7 separate regions of the Homo sapiens genome follow, and regions 1, 2, 3, 5, 6 and 7 are each linked to region 4. The links are chromatin contacts, found by Hi-C or POLR2A ChIA-PET in ENCODE. All regions are on one chromosome and are shown on one strand. Each heading gives the region's core, a stretch centred on a gene start or an enhancer-like site at or near the end of the contact. The rest is flanking DNA. Distances are from core to core; before and after follow the strand shown.

What was found. Hi-C counts contacts between places; a loop is a spot of excess contacts on that map. ChIA-PET counts read pairs that join two places held with the same protein, here RNA polymerase II (POLR2A). Pooled maps may share reads with other maps.
Region 1: a loop to region 4 is called in a map of naive thymus-derived CD4-positive, alpha-beta T cell, with 12 times the contacts of the local background. The contact joins the promoter of MFAP1 here to the promoter of TMEM87A in region 4. A Hi-C loop is called at or near these places in 2 of 168 maps with a recorded cell type or tissue (both naive thymus-derived CD4-positive, alpha-beta T cell) and 8 of 50 pooled maps. POLR2A ChIA-PET finds 5 or more read pairs at or near these places in 1 of 52 experiments (CD4-positive, alpha-beta T cell).
Region 2: a map of CD8-positive, alpha-beta T cell shows a loop between it and region 4 (3-fold over the local background). The contact joins the promoter of MAP1A here to the promoter of TMEM87A in region 4. A Hi-C loop is called at or near these places in 4 of 168 maps with a recorded cell type or tissue (CD8-positive, alpha-beta T cell, naive thymus-derived CD4-positive, alpha-beta T cell and posterior cingulate gyrus) and 10 of 50 pooled maps. POLR2A ChIA-PET finds 5 or more read pairs at or near these places in 2 of 52 experiments (CD4-positive, alpha-beta T cell and CD4-positive, alpha-beta memory T cell).
Region 3: a loop to region 4 is called in a map of CD8-positive, alpha-beta T cell, with 6 times the contacts of the local background. The contact joins the promoter of RPUSD2 here to the promoter of TMEM87A in region 4. A Hi-C loop is called at or near these places in 2 of 168 maps with a recorded cell type or tissue (CD8-positive, alpha-beta T cell and naive thymus-derived CD4-positive, alpha-beta T cell), 2 of 37 single-sample maps with no recorded cell type and 10 of 50 pooled maps.
Region 5: a map of CD8-positive, alpha-beta T cell shows a loop between it and region 4 (27-fold over the local background). The contact joins the promoter of VPS18 here to the promoter of TMEM87A in region 4. A Hi-C loop is called at or near these places in 1 of 168 maps with a recorded cell type or tissue (CD8-positive, alpha-beta T cell) and 9 of 50 pooled maps. POLR2A ChIA-PET finds 5 or more read pairs at or near these places in 1 of 52 experiments (naive thymus-derived CD4-positive, alpha-beta T cell).
Region 6: a pooled map shows a loop between it and region 4 (9-fold over the local background). The contact joins the promoter of ELL3 here to the promoter of TMEM87A in region 4. A Hi-C loop is called at or near these places in 6 of 50 pooled maps. POLR2A ChIA-PET finds 5 or more read pairs at or near these places in 2 of 52 experiments (activated CD4-positive, alpha-beta T cell and activated T-cell).
Region 7: a map of naive thymus-derived CD4-positive, alpha-beta T cell shows a loop between it and region 4 (12-fold over the local background). The contact joins the promoter of PDIA3 here to the promoter of TMEM87A in region 4. A Hi-C loop is called at or near these places in 1 of 168 maps with a recorded cell type or tissue (naive thymus-derived CD4-positive, alpha-beta T cell), 1 of 37 single-sample maps with no recorded cell type and 10 of 50 pooled maps.

What each region holds. Positions count from the first base shown.
Region 1 is chr15:43,823,377-43,826,119 of GRCh38, reverse strand. It overlaps MFAP1 (microfibril associated protein 1), which reads left to right and starts at 1,430. Exons shown (of 9, transcript NM_005926.3): 1 at 1,430-1,629. The coding sequence starts at 1,551. RefSeq lists enhancers at 983-1,614, 1,367-1,626.
Region 2 is chr15:43,516,348-43,519,109 of GRCh38, reverse strand. It overlaps MAP1A (microtubule associated protein 1A), which reads right to left and starts at 1,502. Exons shown (of 6, transcript NM_002373.6): 1 at 1,410-1,502. RefSeq lists an enhancer at 384-1,027.
Region 3 is chr15:40,568,042-40,570,787 of GRCh38, reverse strand. RPUSD2 (RNA pseudouridine synthase domain containing 2) reads right to left here and starts at 1,489. Exons shown (of 3, transcript NM_152260.3): 1 at 845-1,489. The coding sequence starts at 1,450. RefSeq lists enhancers at 858-907, 657-1,156, 1,218-1,547.
Region 4 is chr15:42,271,973-42,275,099 of GRCh38, reverse strand. It overlaps TMEM87A (transmembrane protein 87A), which reads left to right and starts at 1,667. Exons shown (of 20, transcript NM_015497.5): 1 at 1,667-1,845; 2 at 2,977-3,037. The coding sequence starts at 1,702. It overlaps GANC (glucosidase alpha, neutral C), which reads right to left and starts at 1,899. Exons shown (of 24, transcript NM_198141.3): 1 at 590-1,899. The coding sequence starts at 618. RefSeq lists enhancers at 506-1,705, 1,678-1,907, 2,068-2,317.
Region 5 is chr15:40,893,094-40,895,956 of GRCh38, reverse strand. It overlaps VPS18 (VPS18 core subunit of CORVET and HOPS complexes), which reads right to left and starts at 1,507. Exons shown (of 5, transcript NM_020857.3): 1 at 1,098-1,507; 2 at 1-19. The coding sequence starts at 1,188. RefSeq lists an enhancer at 692-781 and a silencer at 1,622-1,791.
Region 6 is chr15:43,775,316-43,778,222 of GRCh38, reverse strand. ELL3 (elongation factor for RNA polymerase II 3) reads left to right here and starts at 1,257. Exons shown (of 11, transcript NM_025165.3): 1 at 1,257-1,453; 2 at 1,679-1,714; 3 at 2,072-2,184; 4 at 2,300-2,501; 5 at 2,613-2,698; 6 at 2,842-2,907. The coding sequence starts at 1,322. It also overlaps a transcript of SERF2 not described here. RefSeq lists enhancers at 925-1,134, 1,745-1,794, 1,288-1,816 and a silencer at 1,195-1,304.
Region 7 is chr15:43,745,017-43,747,946 of GRCh38, reverse strand. PDIA3 (protein disulfide isomerase family A member 3) reads right to left here and starts at 1,509. Exons shown (of 13, transcript NM_005313.5): 1 at 1,241-1,509. The coding sequence starts at 1,407. It also overlaps the pseudogene CATSPER2P1. RefSeq lists enhancers at 884-933, 944-993 and a silencer at 1,494-1,793.

The DNA.
Region 1 (2,743 bases), core at 181-2,680, 1.6 Mb before region 4:
TGTTTCCTTGGTTGCTTAGTTGGGTCCCACACTGTTCCTTGCCTGAGATTTGTCCAGTTTCATTTCTTCTCCCACTCAAGGCCCAATTGTAGAACACAGGTGAAGTAATTTGGGTTAATCATATTAATAGCAACTTCAAGGCCCCTCATGACTCAAAAATTACTGATAAAACCAAACTTTTCATGGTGTCCTGTATAAAACATACTGTTTCTGGACTTTAAGACTTTGTTCCTACTGTCCCTTGTCTCCCCCGCAGTTATAAAGTCCTTTCTACTGTGAAATGTGTCCTGACTTTCCAATTAGCCAATATTATATATATTTTTTAACACGACTCAGCTTGTAAATTGGAGCTGCTTCTGTTATTATCCTGTAAGTCCTTAAAGAGTTCTTAAATAGGCCGGGTGCGGTGGCTCACCTCTGTAATCCCAGCACTTTGGGGAGGCCGAGGTAGGTGGATCATCTGAGGTCAGGAGTTCAAGACCAGCCTGGGCAACATGGCGAAACCCTGCCTCTACTAAAAATACAAAAATTAGCCGGGAGTGGTGGCCCACGCCAACACTCAGCACTGTGGGAGGCCGGAGTGGGCGGATCACTTAAGCCTGGCCAACATGGTGAAACCTCGTCTCTACTAAAAATACAAAAATCAGCAGGGAGTGGTGGCAGGCGCCTGTAATCCCAGCTAATCAGAAGGCTGAGGCACGAGAATTGCTTAAACCCGGGAGGTGGAGACTGCAGTGAGCTGAGATCGAGCCACTGCACTCCAGCCTGGGTGACAGAAAAAGACAGTCTCAAAAGAATAATAATTACTTAGATATTTAAATACAAACATTTTCTAGCCAGGAATGTATTTTAATAGGTAGTTTCCAGAAACTGGAAAAACCTGAAAGCCTAAAAAAGTGGAGTTTTGGGATTTCAGGTGGGCAATGTCCCAGGCACCTCGGGAGTTTTTTTTTTTTTTTTTTCGGTCACTGGCCTAAATCAGCACCACCTGCCCTGTGAAACCAAATACCGCACCACAGCCCACCCTGGCCTTATGAACTAAGCTAATCGGATACTACTGGCAAGATTTTTATTCCATCAAACTCTACTTCTTCTGAGCTTTCAACAAGCCATTCAAACAGTAACTCACTGTCGCCTGAGTTTCTTATTCACTATACCGTTCTTGGCTTCAAACCAAGCTAACACGTAAAATCTTTCATTCGAACCTTCCTCACCGCAGAGTCCTAACAGCAAAGCCCAAAGGAAGCAAAATTTCCCGCCAAAAGCTGCTTCCAAATTCTGCGACGTAGAGGACATGCGGGCAGCCAATGAGCATGCGCAGAAACCGACTCGACTTCCTAGCTGTGGGCGCCCAAACGTCGTCCACCATCCCACAATCCTCTCGTCACGTATTTCCGGTTTATCTAGCTCAGCCGTAAGTAGTTTCTCTATCAGTCGCGCAGCTGTGTTCGCGGACTCAGGTGGAAGGAATTTCTTCTCTTCGTTGACGTTGCTGGTGTTCACTGTTTGGAATTAGTCAAGTTTCGGGAATCACCGTCGCTGCCATCAACATGTCGGTCCCAAGCGCTCTCATGAAGCAACCGCCCATTCAGTCTACGGCTGGGGCCGTCCCAGTTCGCAATGAGAAAGGTACGGTGCTAACACCCTCTTCCCAGTCGAATTTTAACCCCTTCCGGCCCCAGCAACCTCCAGACCTCTCCCGGACAGACCACTCCAACCCCGCCAGCTCTTGAGATCTGGCTGCCAGATTCTTCGATCTTTCCACCCCCACCCACTTGCATCCGATCTTGTTCCTGTGGCCTGCTCTCGTATTCAGCAAGCACCTCTCTTCTGTTAGCCTCCACAAATTCCTTAGACTAATGTTACATATATATAATATATATTACACATATAAAAACATTAGGAACTTAAGTATATATCAGAATATATATGTCTAATATATATATGCTAGAATATATGTATTAGTCTAATATATATTATGATTAGAATATAATATCACTAATTACATATAATTACAAGAATTTATGTATTATTAGTGTAATTACTTAGGAACTTAAGTATATTATTAATCTAATAATTAGGAACTTAAGTATATATCAGAATATGTATATAATATCAGACTAGATAGATAGATAGAGAATGCCTGTTGGCAGGGCATTGTGCGGGATACAGTCCCTCTTTTGCTGTCCATAGAAGTCTGCTTATGCTGCCCAGGCTGGACTCGAATTCCTGGGGCTCAGGCTGTCCTCCTGCCTCAGCCTCCCGAGTAGATGCCGCCGTATCTAGTCTCAACATGGCTTTTGAGAATTATCTTTGGATCCCTATACATCTAATTCATTCATCTTAACAGCTTATGAATTCCATTGTATAAAATAAACTGTAATCCACACTTTATTCCCTACTGAGAGGCAGGTGGTTGTCCCCTTGTTCAAAAAAGTGCTGCGGCCAGGCACGGTGTCTTATGCCCATAAACCCAGCACTTTGGGAGGCTGAGGCGGGCTGAACACCTGAGGTCAGGAGTTCAAGACAGCCTGGCGATCATGGCGAAACCCCGTCTCTACTAAAAATACAAAAAATTAGCCATGCATGGTGGTGGGTACCTGTAATCCCAGCTACTTGGGAATCTGAGGCAGGAGAATTGCTTGAACCCGGGAGGTGGAGGTCGCAGTGAGCAGAGATCGCACCATTGCACTCCAGCCTGGGCCACAGTGTGAGACACTCTCTCAAAAAAAAAAAAAGAAAG
Region 2 (2,762 bases), core at 253-2,752, 1.2 Mb before region 4:
CAAGAGCTCCCTCCACACAAATAAGGTCATAAATTTGAGGTAGGAGGGTCAGAAAGACAAATATCTATAGCACACACTGATTTGCTTTCTATCTACCCCTCCCTGCCCCCAACCATTCCTCACGGTCCCCATTTATCACCACAAGACTTCTATGATCCCAGTTCCTGTCCTGGCATAAGGTCCTGTTCCTCACTCTATCCCTGGGAGTGGTTCTGACTTGAAATTACATGGTTTATATCCTGTGCCTCTCTTTTTCAGGCCTGGGAGAAAGCCGTTTCTTCTGCTCCCCTGGCTCTCTCACTGAAGGGAACTGACTCGTTTTTTCCTTTTTCTTTAGAGAGGACCATCTTGTGAGGCAGGGACACACAGTGCTCAGCCAGTGCTGGAGTTGCGGGGGGGGGTGGGCTGCGGTGCAGAGGCTGAGCAGGCAGGAGGGCAGGTGTCTCCGCAGTGAGGCAGAAGGGGAGGGGGACCGTTTGGGCAGCTGCAGTTTGCCGCAGTGTGTGAGTGTGCGCGCTGAGCTCCGGCTCCAGCTCCGCCCCCACCCCCCACCCCAGCATGACAAGTCATTTTCTTGGCTGCTTCTGCATGGGGGGTGGGGATGGGGGGATGCAGAGAGAGAGAAGAAACTGGCTCCTCTGTTCAAGAGCCCCCATCTTGGGAAGAGAAGCAGAGATGAGGTGGGGGTAGGGCTGAGACTGGGAACCTGTGGGGTTGACACGACTGGAAATGCAGGGCAGCCGCTGGGGAGGGAGTTCTCCGTCTCCAGAGTGGCCTCGGCAGGGCCAGAAAGGGGGGTTTAGAGTCCCATTCTAAAGCTAGCCGCAGGGAATAGGGTGGGGGAGCCCACTGCAAACCGGTTGGTCTGTAAGGAGGCGCGTGCCACGTCTTAGTGACCCTTTCCTCCCTTCTTTTCCATAGTGTCCCCCACCTTCCCTTACTTGGCAAAAACTCACTGCCCTGCTCACCCCCAGCATAGGAGCAGCTGAGCAATCCAGCAGCTGACACCCAGGGGCCCTCCTATTAGGCACATTCCCATAACATCCCCCTTTCTCTCAGATTCTTCTGCCTCTGACCAGAAACATAGCCCCCAAACTCCTCCAGCATCCTGGGCTGTCAGGCAGAGCCAGTGGCACCACCCTCTGCTGCTGTCCCAGGCTGATTTCTCCCATCCCCGCCCAGCTGGAGAGGTGGACTGTCACAGCCCCTGGTGGCCTCTGGTTCTGGGTCCAGGCTGGGCCCACAGCCAGTAACGTTCATCTTCTCTCTCCATTTCCCCATCCTGCCTACTGCCACTGGGCTAGTTCTAGATGTGCCAGATTAGGTACCAGCACCCTTTCCATGACCCCCATCCCACCTCCCTATCACAGTGTACCCCCACATGCCAAGCCCTTTGGTTCGGTTCTTACCCTGGGGTGTAGGAGGAAGCCTCTCATGGAGGCGGCAGCTCCGGCCTCAGCCGGCAGCTTCAGGGAAGAGTCTGCAGCACTTAGGGTGGGAGTGGGGCGGGCGGTGGGGGGGGGAGGGGGGTGCTTGATGAGGAGGGCGGCGCCAGGGCGGGGAAGAGGGGCTGGTCCGTGACGAGGCACTGGAGACTTAACTGTTTCTTTGCCTTCACGACGTCTGAGCTCCAGTGCTTTTGCTTGGCTCTGTGGGGCTGAGGGATTGTCTAGCAGCTCAAGGAGCCTCTGCAATGTCCTATGGCCCATAGGACCTTTCTCTCCCAACCCTGCTTAGTTAGGAAATATTCTTTTGGCATCAGCCAAAAGACCAAAGCCCCATGCTAGGGCACAGAGCGAGGCTATAGGAGGCATGGGCTGCGTGGGCTCTCCCCCTTCTCTTAGAAACCATCTGCTGCCTCTCTCCTCAGATGGATCCAGGGAGTGACCTTCAGTCCCTGGAGGAGCAGGAGACAAAGGCTGGGGGCCCAAAAGCATGGGGTAGGTGTGGGGAACTGCTTAAGACAAAGGTTGGGGATGCAGAGATGTGCTGCCTTCTTCTGAACCTCAGCACTACAGAAACCAAGGAGGGCAGAAATAAGTCTTATTTTAGGGTTAGAGGGTAGTTTGAAATTCCGGAGTGGACACATGGTCCCTAGCCTGTTGGGGTGGGGCACAGGGACCCTGAGAGCTACATGAAGTTTCATGGGAATGCAGCATAACACAGTAACCACACAGGCACTGATTCTTGGGATTCTTGAGTCATTGGATATGAAGAGACAAGTCCCTGAAGGGACAGGGAGCTTTCTGCCTTACAGTGAAGGAGTTAACAAGGACCAAGAAGGATCACCAGGGCCTCCGGCCCAAGCAAGGTTGTAGGCCAATTATTAAATGTAACAGAAGTACTCTTTAGATTAAAAAAACCCTATAATGACTTTGTAGGGTGATTGGGTTCTTGCTCTCTCCTTGTCTCTTTGCTGTTTCTATATTATATTATTTGGATCTTTCTAATGTTGATCCTGTTTCCCTTAGTCTCTACCTCCATCTCAGATTTAGTAAAGCGCTCTAGGACTCAAAGGAAGAATCTGGAGAGTGGTAGCACTTCCTTCCAACCCGAGGATGCTCATGCTCTTACATAGTCCTTCCCTGCCCTCTTCCCATCCACCCTCCCCAGTTTGGCCAGCTCCTAAGGCCTTCCTCACAATCACAGCCACCCACTCACACCCAAACACTAGCCCCACCCTTGCCCCAGGCTGCCAAGAGTTACTTTTGAAGGTCAGAGAAGCCAAAATAGTCTGTGCTCTCAGCATCCCCCATCCCCCC
Region 3 (2,746 bases), core at 240-2,739, 1.7 Mb after region 4:
CTGTGCTTTAGAAATTGGGATAGGAGAGGGAATTCGTCAATGTATGATATATTGACGCAAATCGATTGATCAATGGAACAAGTTACTCCAAAACCATCCATTCCCCAAATGCTGTAATCGCCTTTTCTCCACTCACAACCATGGTAAACTAGTGTTACTGAGAGGTAAACAGTGTTACTTCTGACAGGGGTGTCTGGTACCTCATAGATGTGATGGAATTTTAAAGGAGTCAAAGCACTGGGCTAAACAATTCTAGTCTCTATCCCTGACATCTCATAACTCTATGTTAAATAGTTTAAGTAGTAGTTATAGGAACATAGGCTTTGGTAGTGGCACTGTTGATAGCCTTACCCCTGTGAGTTTCCTTAGTTTCCTCAGAGGTAAAATGGAGTGGCAATACCTACTTCACAAGGCTGTCATTAGAATTAGTGGACATACAATGTTTAACTTTGTGCCCAGCACACAGTAAAGAGACATAAATGATAGCCCCTATTATTACTATTTGCACAGAGATCTACAACGCAGGGTAAAGTGATCAGTGCCCTTGCCACAAGACGGTGTTTAAAGGAATTATGAAAATTCCAACTTCTGTCCCTTGGAAACAAGGAAGCTGCCTTGAGGAAGAGGATAAACAGGCTGAGTCCTGAAGCACAGACACCCTGGCCACTTGCGGAGGTGGGAAACGGGCTAAAATAGTGTTCCAAATGAAAGCGAGAACGCTTTAGAATTGCCATGATTTTAATCCAGTACCTATGCTTTACTAAGACTAAAAAACAAAACAAAACAAAACAAAACCCGGCCCCTTTTCCTCGCCCGCTTCTGGCCAGCCCCATCAGGACTCCACCTTGAGCACGATGTTGAGGTCCTGCACCGGCTTCTCGTTGAGTTGCAGGCGGCCCGCCCGGACCGCGGCCTCATAGTAGGCCAGGGGCTGAGCTCGGAACTCGGTACTGAAGACGTGCAGCAAGCTGTGGCCCACCCAGCGACCTTTGCAGTAGGTCCGGAAGTCAAAGTAATAGGGCCGCACCTTACGCAGGCCGCCCTCGAAGTAATAACTGGTTTCTGCAAAGTGCTCATCTCCGAAGCTCACCCCGGTCCGCCGCTTCTTCGGGGGCGGCACGACACGCTCCCTGGTTGCGCCCCGCCGCTTCTTATGCTTGCCCGGGCCTGGGGCTGCAGCCGAGGGATGCTCCCCGCCTACTGGGGCCGGCTCCACTTCCCGGCCAGCCGGCTTCGGGGGCCCGGGGGACAGCTCAACCTTCGCGTCGCCACCAGCGTCACCGTTTTGCTGATGCGAAGCCCTCAGCCCGCCCTCTGTCCCAACCTGGGTAGACACTGTTTCTGCCATTGGGCCCTTATCGCCACTCCAAGTCCTGGTAAAGCTAGGGCGCCTAAGGTCGTAGCGCCAATGTCCAAGAACCCTGAGCCATCCGCGGCGGTCCAGCCACATAACCACGCTGCCCCCACTCCACTCCCAGGGTCGCGATCTGAGGACGTCACTCGGCCCCAGCGAATCAGGGAGGCCCAGTCCCGAGGCGGGGTCTGCGATAAGTGAGCGAATGAGTGAGCTGCTCGAATTAAATTAGGTGAATTGAGTGAGCTTAGAGATGAGAGACTGTAAATGTCTCACCAAAAGTGACCTTACTCAGACGTCTTCCTATTAGGGAGATACGACGTTATTTATAAAGGAAACCCTTGGAATTGCTCCGTGTAAAGGCCATGACAGGAGTAGGTCGTGTAAATTCCGAGTAGTCCCTTGGGTCTGAAGAAACGCTTGAAAGGAGCTTTATTTAAGACAAAACAAAAACTAACAACCAGAATAAAGATTGCTAAACTCTGCGAATATACTAAAACCCACTGTATTCTATATTTTAAAAGGGTCAATATTATAGTATGTGACTTGTATCTCAGTAAGATTGTTATATATGTATTTAAAACACACACAAGCACCCCAGAAGCAATGTGTTCACACCTGTGTTTCCCCCTAACAGCATGAGAAGGATTAGTGATCCCCATTCGCCTCCCACATGCTTCCATCCTGAGATTAAAACTGCAAATAGATCAGAGGATATATGGCGAGGGTTCTTAAGTGCAAAATAAACCAACTCTGGCTAATTTCATCAGAGATAGAATTATGGAAAGTATATTAGTGCCTCATAGAATTCACAAGACAACTGGAGACTAGGCTCAGAAAAAGGGCCAAATCAAGGGAAACCAAGCCTTTTGAGAGCCTGGCTTCAGACATGTCAGGGAAGAAACCCAGTTGGGATGCAGTAGACACAAGAAACTATGTTGTGCCAAAGGACTCTTTTTCCTGCAGCCCTGCCACCCCTTGGAGACCCCTAAATCTCCCTGTGTCTCTGTGTCCCTCTTCCAAGGTTAAGAGTCCTGCAGGGGAGGACTTCCATCAGCCAAACCTCATTGCTCTGAGCCCTCACTTCCAGGGTGCCTGGAGATGGAAGAATTTAACCCTCTTTTTTTTTTTTTTTTTTTTTTTTTTTGAGACGGAGTCTTGCTCTGTCGCCCAGGCTGGAGTGCAGTGGAGCGATTTCACCTCACTGCAACCTCCGCCTCCTGAGTTCAAGCCATTCTTCTGCCTCAGCCTCCTGAGTGGCTGGGACTACAGGCACGCACCACCACGCCTGGCTAATTTTTATATTATGAGTGCTGGGATTACAGGCGTAAGCCACCGCGCCCGGCCAAGAATCTAACCCTCTTTGGTATCCAGAGTGGGATTCTTCCAAAT
Region 4 (3,127 bases), core at 418-2,917:
GCCCAGTTTATTTTAATCAAGTGTACAAAGATTGGAGAATCTTTTGTTTCCTCTTTACAGCTTCGAAGAATTAACTCTGGGATGATATAGGAAGGGGTGATTATAGATGAATTTGGAAAGCAACATGCCTGAAATTCACGTGTTAAGAGTTCTGATTGCAACTTTTCCACTGTTAATGTTATTTAACCATCCTTTTTTTTTGGAGACAGGGTCTCACTTTGTTGCCCAAGCAGTGGCAAGATCACAGCTCCACTGCAGCCTCCAAATCCATCCTCCCAGTGGTCTCCCAAGTAGCTGGGACTCCGAGGGGGCGGGGAGGGGGTCTCGAACTCCTGAACTCAAGCGATCCTCCCACCTTAGCCTCCCAAAGTGCTGTGGGATTACCTGCGTGAGCCACTGCACCCGGCCTATTTAACCATCCTGAAAGTATTTTATGAGAGGCTATTAATATCAACTAACTTCCCGCGAATTGAGAGAAAAGATAAAGGTCAGCAAATACCAAATACGCAAATAAGAAATGCAATTAAAACACTATTCCCTGTTTCTAGGGACCCTGGGGTCACTCGCTACAGAAGCACTTGGCCTTTACCTTATTTCCTCTTTCACTGCTGCTTCCATGGCTTCTCTGTCACTCCGACCAGCTCCCAGCTCTCAGGACAAGGGCCCTGGGCGATCTTTTAAAAAAGCCGATTGGGTGTCTTTCTAAAATTACAACCAGTACTTCATCGTCAAGTTTCTGGGAAGGGAGTCCCCTCCAGATTCTCATGGAGTGACAAATCTTGACTCTTGCTCCTGGAATTTTTCAGGCCCAAACTAGCGTTTCTACAATGATTTATTTGGCAAATTTGTCTTGATTATGGGTGGCTGATGAGGAACGTGCTTTTGTTAGGAACCGAAACTGGGCGGCGGTGAGGGCGTGTACGCAATGAGTCCTAGAGGGTAAAAATCAAGAGCGTTAAGAACCTGGAAATGCCGAGACGGCCTCCCTGACTGGGACGAAGCATCTGCAGATCTATCTCAGTGGCGGGGTCACGCCACAGATTTTGAAAACTGACCCTCTCTGTCTCCGTTTTCGGTTAAGGGTGGGAAGTGCCGGCCGGGTCTTTGCTGGAGGCTAGGTCTCCAGCCAGATTGTACTGCAGCATCGTACTCTTCAGGGCTAGAAGGGGCCTTTGAAGGTTGTTACACTACCCAGTCTAGGAATCGCGTGTACTCCACCACCGCCGAATTCCAGCCTTTGCTTAAATACCACCCAAACCGGAGAACTCACTACTAGACGCCACTTGGGCAGCCAGGCTTAGGGCTTTTCCAGACTTTCTGGCCCCAAAGTCTGACATTGACTTAGAAGGGATGAAGGGCTGGGGCGAGCGGAAGTAGAGAGCCAAATCCTGCACGGGGTGCCTGCCTGGTCCTAAAACCTTTAACGGCTGGGAGACAGAAAAGACTCAGGCCAGGCTGGCATGTAGCGATCTCTCTAACCCAGCTGACCAGGTTCCAACAGGATGACGCCTGCGCAGTAGGTCCAAAGTCTCACGGCGCACAGACGACTGTCTGAGAGAGGGGCCGCTACGCCGCACAGCAAACAAGCTCCGCGACGTTTCCAGGACCCGGATAATCCCGCCCTTAGAGCAGAGCCGGAAGAAGGCGGGACGAACCGGAAGAGGGTGAAATGCTTTCGGTAGGCACTCCACGGCTGTGAAGATGGCGGCGGCTGCGTGGCTTCAGGTGTTGCCTGTCATTCTTCTGCTTCTGGGAGCTCACCCGTCACCACTGTCGTTTTTCAGTGCGGGACCGGCAACCGTAGCTGCTGCCGACCGGTCCAAATGGCACATTCCGATACCGTCGGTGAGTATTCACTTCACTAACGTCTGAACCTAGAGGAGCAAGGGGTGGGGCTACGGCGGCCCAAGGGGTCCATGAAGGTTCCGCAAAAGTCTCTTCAAAAGGGGTGGGGTTGCTGGGATGGTCTGTGTGGCTAGCCAACTGGGACCCACCTCCCTGGAGTGGAAAGCCGCGCACTTCTGTGATTAGGCTAGCGGGAATGTAAGGGCCACTTCAGCAACAGAAAGGAGTGGTGGAGCGGCTTCTCATCAGAAAAACAGAACTTTCAGTGCCTGACTTGAGATGTAAACTTGATGTACAAACGGAGAGTTGTTTATCTTTCAGATGTTTCACAGAATCCAGTGTCCCCGGGTTGGATAAGAAAGATATGTAAATAGGAGTCTTCATTTCTTTCTTTCTTTTTCTTCCTCTGCACTTCTTGGTCCCTGGGTAATTCTGCTTACGAGATGGTTCGACTTCGCTTCAACTTTGGAATGGCTATTCTAAGCTTTACTGTGTGACTAGAAAGCATAGAGATTTAAGAAATGTGTTTTAACATGGGAATGGTTAAAATTGAAGAAATAGTACTTAAAATTTAATGTGGTAAGGCTAGTCTTTCATTTGGATAATTAACTACATGGGTTGACCCTTTCTGCCCCTTACCCATTTTAAACCTTATTTCAGTAACAGGTATAGTCCTGTGAGCAGACAAAAACCAGATGCAGGGAGGAAATGCTGAAAAGCATTAGCCCCATTAAACCTACGTTGGCCTTTTTGTTTCATTCTGCTCTGCTCACTGACTGTAATGTCCAAATCTTATTTGGGCTTTTATTATGGTAAACGTTATACCTTTTGTTCAGTGGTGAAGATTTTCAGGTGTTCAGTTAGGTTTTTACTTGTTACTAAAATGGTTAATAGTTAAGTCTTTTTAGATTTGAAAATAAAACTCTGGTTATTTGCACACAGAATAGTTCATTAGAAAAAATGATTGGTTATTCTGAGCAGTGATTGGTGAGTAAAGGGAATGAACTGATTAAGGGGTACGTCCCATAAAGATTTAAGTTAAGTTGGAATTTCTAGCAGTCTTAGATAGTTATATGATGCTTTGGTAATTGAAGCCATCTGAGGCTAATTATCTTTCCTTTATGTTTGCAGGGGAAAAATTATTTTAGTTTTGGAAAGATCCTCTTCAGAAATACCACTATCTTCCTGAAGTGTGAGTTTTTGAATTTCATGAAGTTTTAATTTGAATTTTAAAAATTTATAGGTAATGTTTTAAATTACCTATTTTATAAGTTCTGAAATC
Region 5 (2,863 bases), core at 258-2,757, 1.4 Mb after region 4:
AGCTGGGCATTCACATACCCTACAGGTAAGGAATGACAAGAAGATTAGCTGTGGAAGAGACAGGTGAAGGGCAAGGAGAGGCAGAAAAAACACCACAGTGCTCCTCGCCACTTTCCTGACATATTCCTATCCCCAGGACCTTGGTTAACAAATAGTTTGATATCAAGTCGTTTGCTGGTCACCTTTACAATAGAGGTCTGGAGCTCTTTCCACACTCTGACAGCAGTGAGGGGTTGATTCTTTGAACCCTTAAGATGCTGTCACAGCATGATATACCTGCTCCCACTGGTAATGGGGCTGCGTGGAGGTGGGACGGGACTGGTGGTCTGGGTATTCTCCCTTATCAGGTCTTTGGCCCAGCAATCCCAGCTTAACTGAAGTAGTATAGCCCCATTCTCTGCCCCCCTCCCTGCCCATGCGGTAATGAGCCTCAGTGTAGAGTTGGCAAGTGCTGGGATATTTTGAGCATTGAATGAAGGTAAAGACTAGAGTGAAAGCAGCTCCAATTCGTTAACTCCACTCACTGGAACAGTTCCCCAGGGCTCCCTATGCCCTCATTCTCCTGGAGACTCACTACTTTCTACAAAAACGTCCCCAAACTCCAGGCTGCACCCAGCTATAGCCAAGGCCAAAAAGATTTCATCTCCATTTTCCCCGTTCAGCGACAAAATTCCCTCTGGGACCCTCCCTTCTTCCTCTGCAATACTCCGCCTTCACCACTTTCTTTGTCCATTCCTTCCCTCCCACCTCCAGAAGGGGCCTGGTGGGAAAAGCATCAGCAGAAGCCGGGAGCCCATTCTAAGTTCTCCCAACAGCCCAACTGCGCCCTGTAGGTGAGTAATTCCTTATCTGGGCCCCAATTCCCTCTCAAAAGGACCCTAGCGGTAGAGCCTAGATCACGCGGCAGCTCCCGTTGCTCTTTCAAACTTCGACTATCCACCAGCTGGGGGCCAAGAGAGCCTGAGGAGAATCAGGGGCCTAGACCCGGAAGGCACGGCCCAGGGGATGACCCCGAGCTCTTGGAGCTGCCCTCCTCGCTGCTCCCACGCAAATGCTAGGAGAGCCGAAAGGGGCAGCGGCACCCTCCTCTTCCTTACCCGAGTGGGGGATGCCCACGCTAGGGCAGCCGGGCTGCAAGACGGCCGAGCGGGACAGCGAGTTCTCGTACTCATCCAGGATGGACGCCATGGTGCCCGGCCTCTGGGCTCTTTGTCCGGGGCCTGGGGATTACAAAAGGGCTACCCCCCCGGGGTCCCCGTCGCCCCAGAATGGAAGCTGTAACTCCCCAGCCTCTGACAGATCCTGGGAACCTGCAGCCGTCGCCTCCTCTTTAAAATCCTGAGGATCCTCTTGCTCTTGCCTTATGCAGCGAGATAATCGGGCAGCCCTCGTCCTTGAATCTGGCGCAGTCTTGCACCTTACTCCCCGCCCCCGCTACAAAAAAATCACAGGCTCCCTTCAGCCGGTGCCAGGTGATCCCAACCTCGCCCCGGCAGCTCAGCTGACTCCCGCCCCCGTGACGCGGGCCTAAAACGTAACTTCCGGGTTCTCAGAGCCCCGCGTACGCTGGCGCACAACGTCGCCGGGCCAGCCAGCAGAAGGCGAGACGAGGGCTGAGGGCTGGGCGCGTGGCGAGTGCTGCTGAACACAAGCCCCGCCCCCAGGATCCTGCTGCAGTTCCGAGCTTTGACACCAGGAGGCAATCCCGGCTTTCTCAGCCGGCCTTCCCCACCCGCCCCGCGCCGCCCAGTTTTGGCTTTCGTGCCCAAGCTCCGCTCCCTCGGGTGGTCTGTCCAGCCTCCCTGACCAGCTCCCGCTCCCGCCTCTCTAAACAGCCTCGGGGAACCTCCCGTTCCTCAATCCAATCGCTGTCTCTATCCCACCGTCACAGGGCACACGCAGACAACTCCTGGCCACTCTTCTCCCTTACCCAAAGGCCCCCCAGCTTCCAGGAGACCGCAGAGCTGGTGGCCAGGCTAGTGGGAAGCCCTGTGCCAGGAACCGCCCTGACCTGCCCCACAGTGGCTCCTTGGCTCAGGGTTGCTGGGCCGCTTCCATTCACTCATTCACCAAAATGTGGTTGAGCACTTACTCTGTGCCAGGCCTTGGGCTGGGCGCTGGGGTCACAGAGATGAGGACAGCCCCTCCCCGCCCTGGAAAAGGTCGTAAGCCAGCAGGGGCGCTGGACCCGTAAATAGACCATTCATACTAGAAAAGCAAGTGATGGATTATCCATCAGGCACTTACTCCACGAATGAGCGTCCACTCTGTGCCAAGCACTGTTCCAGGCTCTGGGGACGTGGCAGAGAACAAGACGGAAAATGTCTCTTGCCTGGTGGGGCGTACCCAGCGACGTGGCCACGGCACTGAGAGCGTGAAGGAGCAGGGAACAAATACCTGCCAAGCCTAGCAAGAACGAGGGACAAGTGGGAGCAAGCGTGAAGGCGGGGGCCGCCCAGCCTGAGGTGGAGAGGGGAGTCCTCAGCCAGGGACCTGCGAGGGCTGGGGCGCGACTGTGGTTGGGTTTTCCTCTCTCACCTGCTTAGGCGACCCAGATGGAGTCTGTTCCCTTCTGGGGCCCTTGGATTCTACCTTGCTAAAGTGGAAGGCTCTGGACTAGGGTCGCCACCGTCCTGGCTCTGCTGGGCGGCCCCCGCCTAACAACTAAGAGCATCCCTTTGCTCTCAGAAGTTTCCAGGTTTGCACCATACCTTATGTGGTTGGGTTACTCTTGCTCAACTTCCTGGCCACGTGCGGAGAACTGTGACTCTCACCAGCCCCACTGAGGGCTATCTGGGCTCTCTGGCTTGGAGGGGCACTAGTCCTGGGGCAGGTGACAAGTATGCTGTCCAGGCTCATTTCC
Region 6 (2,907 bases), core at 8-2,507, 1.5 Mb before region 4:
GGGAAGCCGAGGCGGGTGGATCACGAGGTCAGGAGATCAAAACCATCCTGGCTAACACGGTGAAACCCCATCTCTACTAAAAATACAAAACATTAGCCAGGCGTGGTGGTGGGTGCCCGTAGTCCCAGTTACTCGGGAGGCTGAGGCAGGAGAATGGCGTGAACCCAGGAGGCGGGGCTTGCAGTGAGCGGAGATCGTGCCACTGCACTCCAGCCTGGGCGACAGAGCAAGACTTCGTCTCAAAAAAAAAAAAAAAAATGTATTTTTTTTTTATGAGTTTTGACAAATGTATAGGTAATTTTATTTGTAGTAGAGGACGTTAAGGTTCCCGGGGATTGTGCAGGTCCAGGGATTTAACAGAGGGATCCTGTTTAGGAAACAGGACAACATCGGGGCTCTTGGGAAACATAATCAAACAGGAACAAGTGGAGACACCAAGGGCTGGCCAGAGGTTGGTGCTGGGGTCTCAGTGCACCAGGATCTGGCCCTCTGGAATGCCTGGCGACTTCATGGCAGCTCCTGGCCCTCCTCAGGGAGCGGTCTCACCACTCTGACGCGTGTTTAGGCCACGAGGTGAGACCTAGGACTGGGTTCTGGCTCTCTGCCCTGCAACTTTCCTGCCACTACCCGCGCCCGTATCCCTGCCCACCAACTGGGGGCGCTCCAGTCGGTGACAGCCAACTTTCACTGCTGCCACCACAACCGCAGGGCCCCAATTACCTCTCTGTTAGAAATCGGTTTCAGAGCGGTGGAACCGCGGGCGGGAAAAAGCCCAGGCGCTGTCTCGGGTGCCCCTTCGTGTCAGCCATCCTCTGGTCTCTCGGGTCTCCGAAGCTCGGGGCTAACTGGGCGCGAACCGCTGAGCCCGCCTACCAACCAGGCCCTTTCTCCCGCCCCTCTGCGGCTGAAACCCTCAAGGGGTTGCAGGTTCAGCTTTCACTTAGAGACAGCAACTCCAAATTCAGGGTCGCTGGGGAAACTAAGGCAGGACTGGGGACTCTGAGTGAGAGGTCAGACGCTGGTCGCGGACTCTTTCTCCCGAGAACTGGGGATAGCTCTTCCGATAGCCCAAAGCGATTCATGCGGATCCTAGAAGAAAGCGCCGAGGTCCGGGCGGTTGGCCGGGGAGAGCGAAGCGCCGCCCACGCGGCTGGGAAAGCTTGGGGTGGCGCTGGCGGGAGGTGGGGCCGGGGGCGGGTTCCTGGCGGAGGGTGGGGCAGACGTGGGTTACCGGGTGTGCCAACCAAACCCTGAACAGAGGAGGTGGCGGTGGTGGCCCTCGCCTGTGGCCCCCGTGCTGCTTGCACTCGAACTCGTCGCCATGGAGGAGCTCCAGGAGCCTCTGAGAGGACAGCTCCGGCTCTGCTTCACGCAAGCTGCCCGGACTAGCCTCTTACTGCTCAGGCTCAACGACGCTGCCCTGCGGGCGCTGCAAGAGTGTCAGCGGCAACAGGTACGGCCGGCCCCCTTCTTCTCTAGTCACTGCCCCTAGGGACCTTGGGCCTCAGCCGGCGACCCTGGAGAAGGTGCAGGGGAGAGGGAGCGGCTTCCGCAAGCTCTGGCCTCCCCACCTCTCCAAGTGAAGCCCGCTAGGCAGGTGATCCCGGGCTCCGGACGCCGGATCCTGGGGACACTGCTTCACCTGCGCTCAACGGTCACATCTTCGCTCTCCCCGCAGGTACGGCCGGTGATTGCTTTCCAAGGCCACCGAGGGGTAAGTGCGAGCTCAGGGTGTGTGAGCGAGGTGAGGGCGAGGGAGCATAAACGTGGGCTGGAGGTGGAAGGTGCGGTCGGGGCCGGAGGCTGCGAGTAGTCACGGTCTGAGGTAGTTCCGATAACTGAACTCCAAGTGGGGCGAGGAGGCTGCTGGGGTTGTCCCAGGGGGCTGTGGTTTGAGGGGACTGTGCTGTTTCGGCCTCCTGGGGAACTCAGGCCCAGCTGCACCTGGTGTGCTAACAAGCCCTGTGGGACCCGTCTTAGTCTTACTTACGGACTGGCTCCCGGACGAGTGGCGGCGGCAGGAGGGGGAGGGGCTGACTTCATGGGGCTTACCGTCTCCTTCCACCCCCAGTATCTGAGACTCCCAGGCCCTGGTTGGTCCTGCCTCTTCTCCTTCATAGTGTCCCAGTGTTGTCAGGAGGGCGCTGGTGGTAGCTTGGACCTTGTGTGCCAACGCTTCCTCAGGTGAGGGGGAACAGGTAGCCGGCAAGAAAGGGTTTGTGGAAAGTGGGGGAGGGAAATGTGGAGAGGTGCTTAAGAGGTCTCCACCCTCCTATTTTTTTCCACCATCCTTTTCCAGGTCTGGGCCTAACAGCCTCCACTGCCTGGGCTCACTCAGGGAGCGCCTCATTATTTGGGCAGCCATGGATTCTATCCCAGCCCCATCATCAGTTCAGGGACACAACCTGACTGAAGATGCCAGACATCCTGAGAGTTGGCAGAACACAGGAGGCTATTCTGAAGGAGATGCAGTATCACAGCCACAGATGGCACTAGAGGAGGTGGGTGAGGCCAGAAATTGCAGGGAGTTGTGATAAGGTGGGGCAAAGCCTGAAGTCCAAGGTATCCCAGTACTCCAGGGAACCAAGTGCTCCTGCCACTTTCCCCACCAGGTGTCAGTGTCAGATCCACTGGCAAGCAACCAAGGACAGTCACTCCCAGGATCCTCAAGGGAGCACATGGCACAGTGGGAAGTGAGGTACTTTGGATGGGGTGGGACTAACATGGGAAGCTTTGGCATTGTCTTCCTTTCTAATCTCCACTCTTAAATGTTGTAATAAAAGATCCAGTTCCACCTCCTACCCTGGTCTTCATCTGTCCCATTCCCTTAAAATATCCTAGAAGCCAGACCCATGTTCCAAACAGAGAACCTGTTCAGGCACTGCCTTCCTCTGCCAGCCGGAAACG
Region 7 (2,930 bases), core at 260-2,759, 1.5 Mb before region 4:
TGTACTGCCAGTTAGCCCCAGAAATGCCCTGGACACAAAATCTGTCCAAGCTGCAAACAAAATTTGCCATCTCTAGCACATCATTCTGATTCAGGTGGTCTTTACTACAGGACTTTTTTCGTGTAACCCTTAGCAAGTTGTTTGAGGCTAAGAAGGGAAGACCTGAGTCTGAAGCAAATAAAAGTTATACACAACTTTTACTGACATTTTTGAACACGGATAGTATTAAACCAAGGGTCACTGTGCCAGGAGGGGAAAAATTAAGTACTGTAATTATATATATTGAATTATATATAGAGAGCTATCCCCAGGATAAAGGAATCACTGTTTACTCTGGTAATGATCTGGAGGTTTAAAAACACACACACACACAAATAAAAAAAAAAAACAAACACTCAAGTTGACTGGGCCAGAAATCTTATTTGCTCTTCCTTCTCCCCAACAGTTTTTTATTTCGAGTTAGTTCTATCTAAGGAATTTACACCCTTGATCACTTAAGTCACCCTAAAGTGGAGTATGTAATCAATATTGGTTATTTTCTCATTGGAGTCTTTTTTGACATTTTAAAGAAATGCTATTTAAAACAGACAATATGGACAGATTCTGATGGAATTATTCTTGTTCACGTACTCCTTTCGTTTGGACAGAGGTATCTGCCGGTACTGAGATGTAAGTGATCAGCTGAAGGGAGAAACTGTACACCATGTGACGGACAAATTACCTGCCTCAAGAAAGCACTTACGACCATTCTGCAGCCACTCAGTGACCTTGGCTAGAAACCAATGGCTGTGCGGCGTGAGGTAAGATGAAAGGAAATACCCTAGGGATCCAGGACTTCTGCATTTGGTGAAACGTCCGCTTCCACTACAAGGCTTTGGGATGCCTAGTCTGTAGACTGGAGGAGCATTAATACTGACTCACGCAGAAAAGATATAGCTACATATTGGACTGGGGGAAGGGGTGGCAAAACCCTCTGCAAATAGGAAGTGCCACAAGAGCACCGAGATAAGGATGAGGCCCTGCGTGAGCGCAGCCTTCGGGTTTTCCTTGGGCCGATCAGCACCGACTCCCCCGCTCTCGGCGAGGCGCCTCCAGCTCCCGGGAATGAGAAATGTGCCCGCCGCAGCAGGGGCCCACAGGAATGAAGGGCCCCGGCGCTGCGTAGGCCCAACAGTTCCCCGCGCTCTCGCCCCCGGCCCAGCCCCGCCTTTCTTCCCCCGCCTCGGCAGAATGGACTCACCAGGGGGCGAAGAACTCGACGAGCATGAGGCCCGCAGAGCCCGTGTCGGAGATGCGACTCTCGAAGTTGTCGTCCGTGAGTTCTAGCACGTCGGAGGCAGCGGCGAGGCGGGCCGCGGCAAGAAGCAGCGCCACACCCGGGAACAGCGCTAGGCGGCGGAGGCGCATGGCGGCGAGGTGGGGTGGGGACGGCCGGAAGGGTCGCGGCTCGGCTGGGACTGCGGAGGTCGGGCGCGCGACCACTAACCCGCTGCTTGCGCTCGCGCGTCTGGCCCAGGCGGACCTGCAGCCGGAGGTCCCAACCCCCAAACCCGGCTTGGGCCGCTGTGTGGCAGCCGCTGATTGGCTGCGCGTCGCCTTCGTCGGGCGGGCGGGACCAACTCGTTACCGCCGAGTGGCCGGAGCGCGGGGCGGGGCCGAGGCGGCGAGTGTCTGGGCGAGCGTGGCTGGGCCCGGTCCTGGGCTGGGGGCAGGGGCTAGGGCCGGGTCCCGGGGTGAGCCGAAACCTGGGGGTCGGGCGGGGCGGGAAATGGGGCGCAGTGAGGCTGGGAGCCGGCCCTGAGCTCGTCCTGCGTAGGGGTAGCCGGGCTCAGGGGGCGCCTGAGCTGGAGGTGGAAGCGTGAAGTCAGGACTGAGTGGGCGAAGAGAACCTGGGCTGAGGTGAGGCCCAGAAGCGAGAATGGAGGAGAGAAGGAGCTAGCCCCCGAAGGAGTGTTGGAGTGGACACACTTGGGACGGGACCCATTTTCAAAATGTCAGGCTTTGGCATTTTGTCCAATTTCTCTTCACTTGGTTTCTCTTGCGTGGGCAGGCCAAGCCCTCCCCCAACTCCACCTCATTGCCCGATTCTCTCAGGCCCAGGTGGGACCCAGGTTCTTCTTTGTCCAGCCCCGGGCCCCTGCCCTTGTGGCTGCTCCTTTTTTATTGAGTTTCTTGTTTTGTTTTGTTTTGTTTTGTCTGAGATGCCGTCTTGCTCTGTCCCCCACGCTGGAGTGCAGTGGCGCGATCTCCGCTCACTGCAAGCTCTGCCTCCCGGGTTCACGCCATTCTCCTGCCTCAGCTTCCCGAGTAGCTGGGCCTACAGGCGCCCGCCACCACGCCCGGCTAATTTTTTGTATTTTTAGTAGAGACCGGGTTTCACCGTGTTAGCCAGGATGGTCTCTATCTCCTGACCTCGTGATCCGCTCGCCTCGGCATTCCAAAGTGCTGGAATTACAGGCGTGAGCCACCACGCCCGGACTTTTTTTTTTTTTTTTTTTTTTTTTAATGAGCTTTTAATTGGTAGTGCCGTCACAAAGTGAAGATGCCTGGCCACTTGGTCGACTGCTCAATGTCTTTACCACTCTTAGCCCCTTTTGTTTCAAAAAACCCTGAGTCTTAGTAGAATGTTTGTTCTGCCCAACTGCTCCTAGTTCGTAGATGTGGGTACATTAAGGAATCTTAAGGGCAAAGAGGGTGGGGAGGAGGGGACAGAAAACCTGTAATCCTTGGTGCAGCTCCAAGAATGAAATGACACTTGATGCTTACATTTTCTTAGCAGACATGGCCGCTTACCAACAAGAAGGGCAGATGCAGCTTCCCCGAGCTGATGCCATTCGTTCACGTCTCATCGATACTTTCTCTCTCATCGAGCATTTGCAAGGCTTGAGCCAAGCTGTGCTGCGACACACTATCAGGAGTTACTTGGTCAG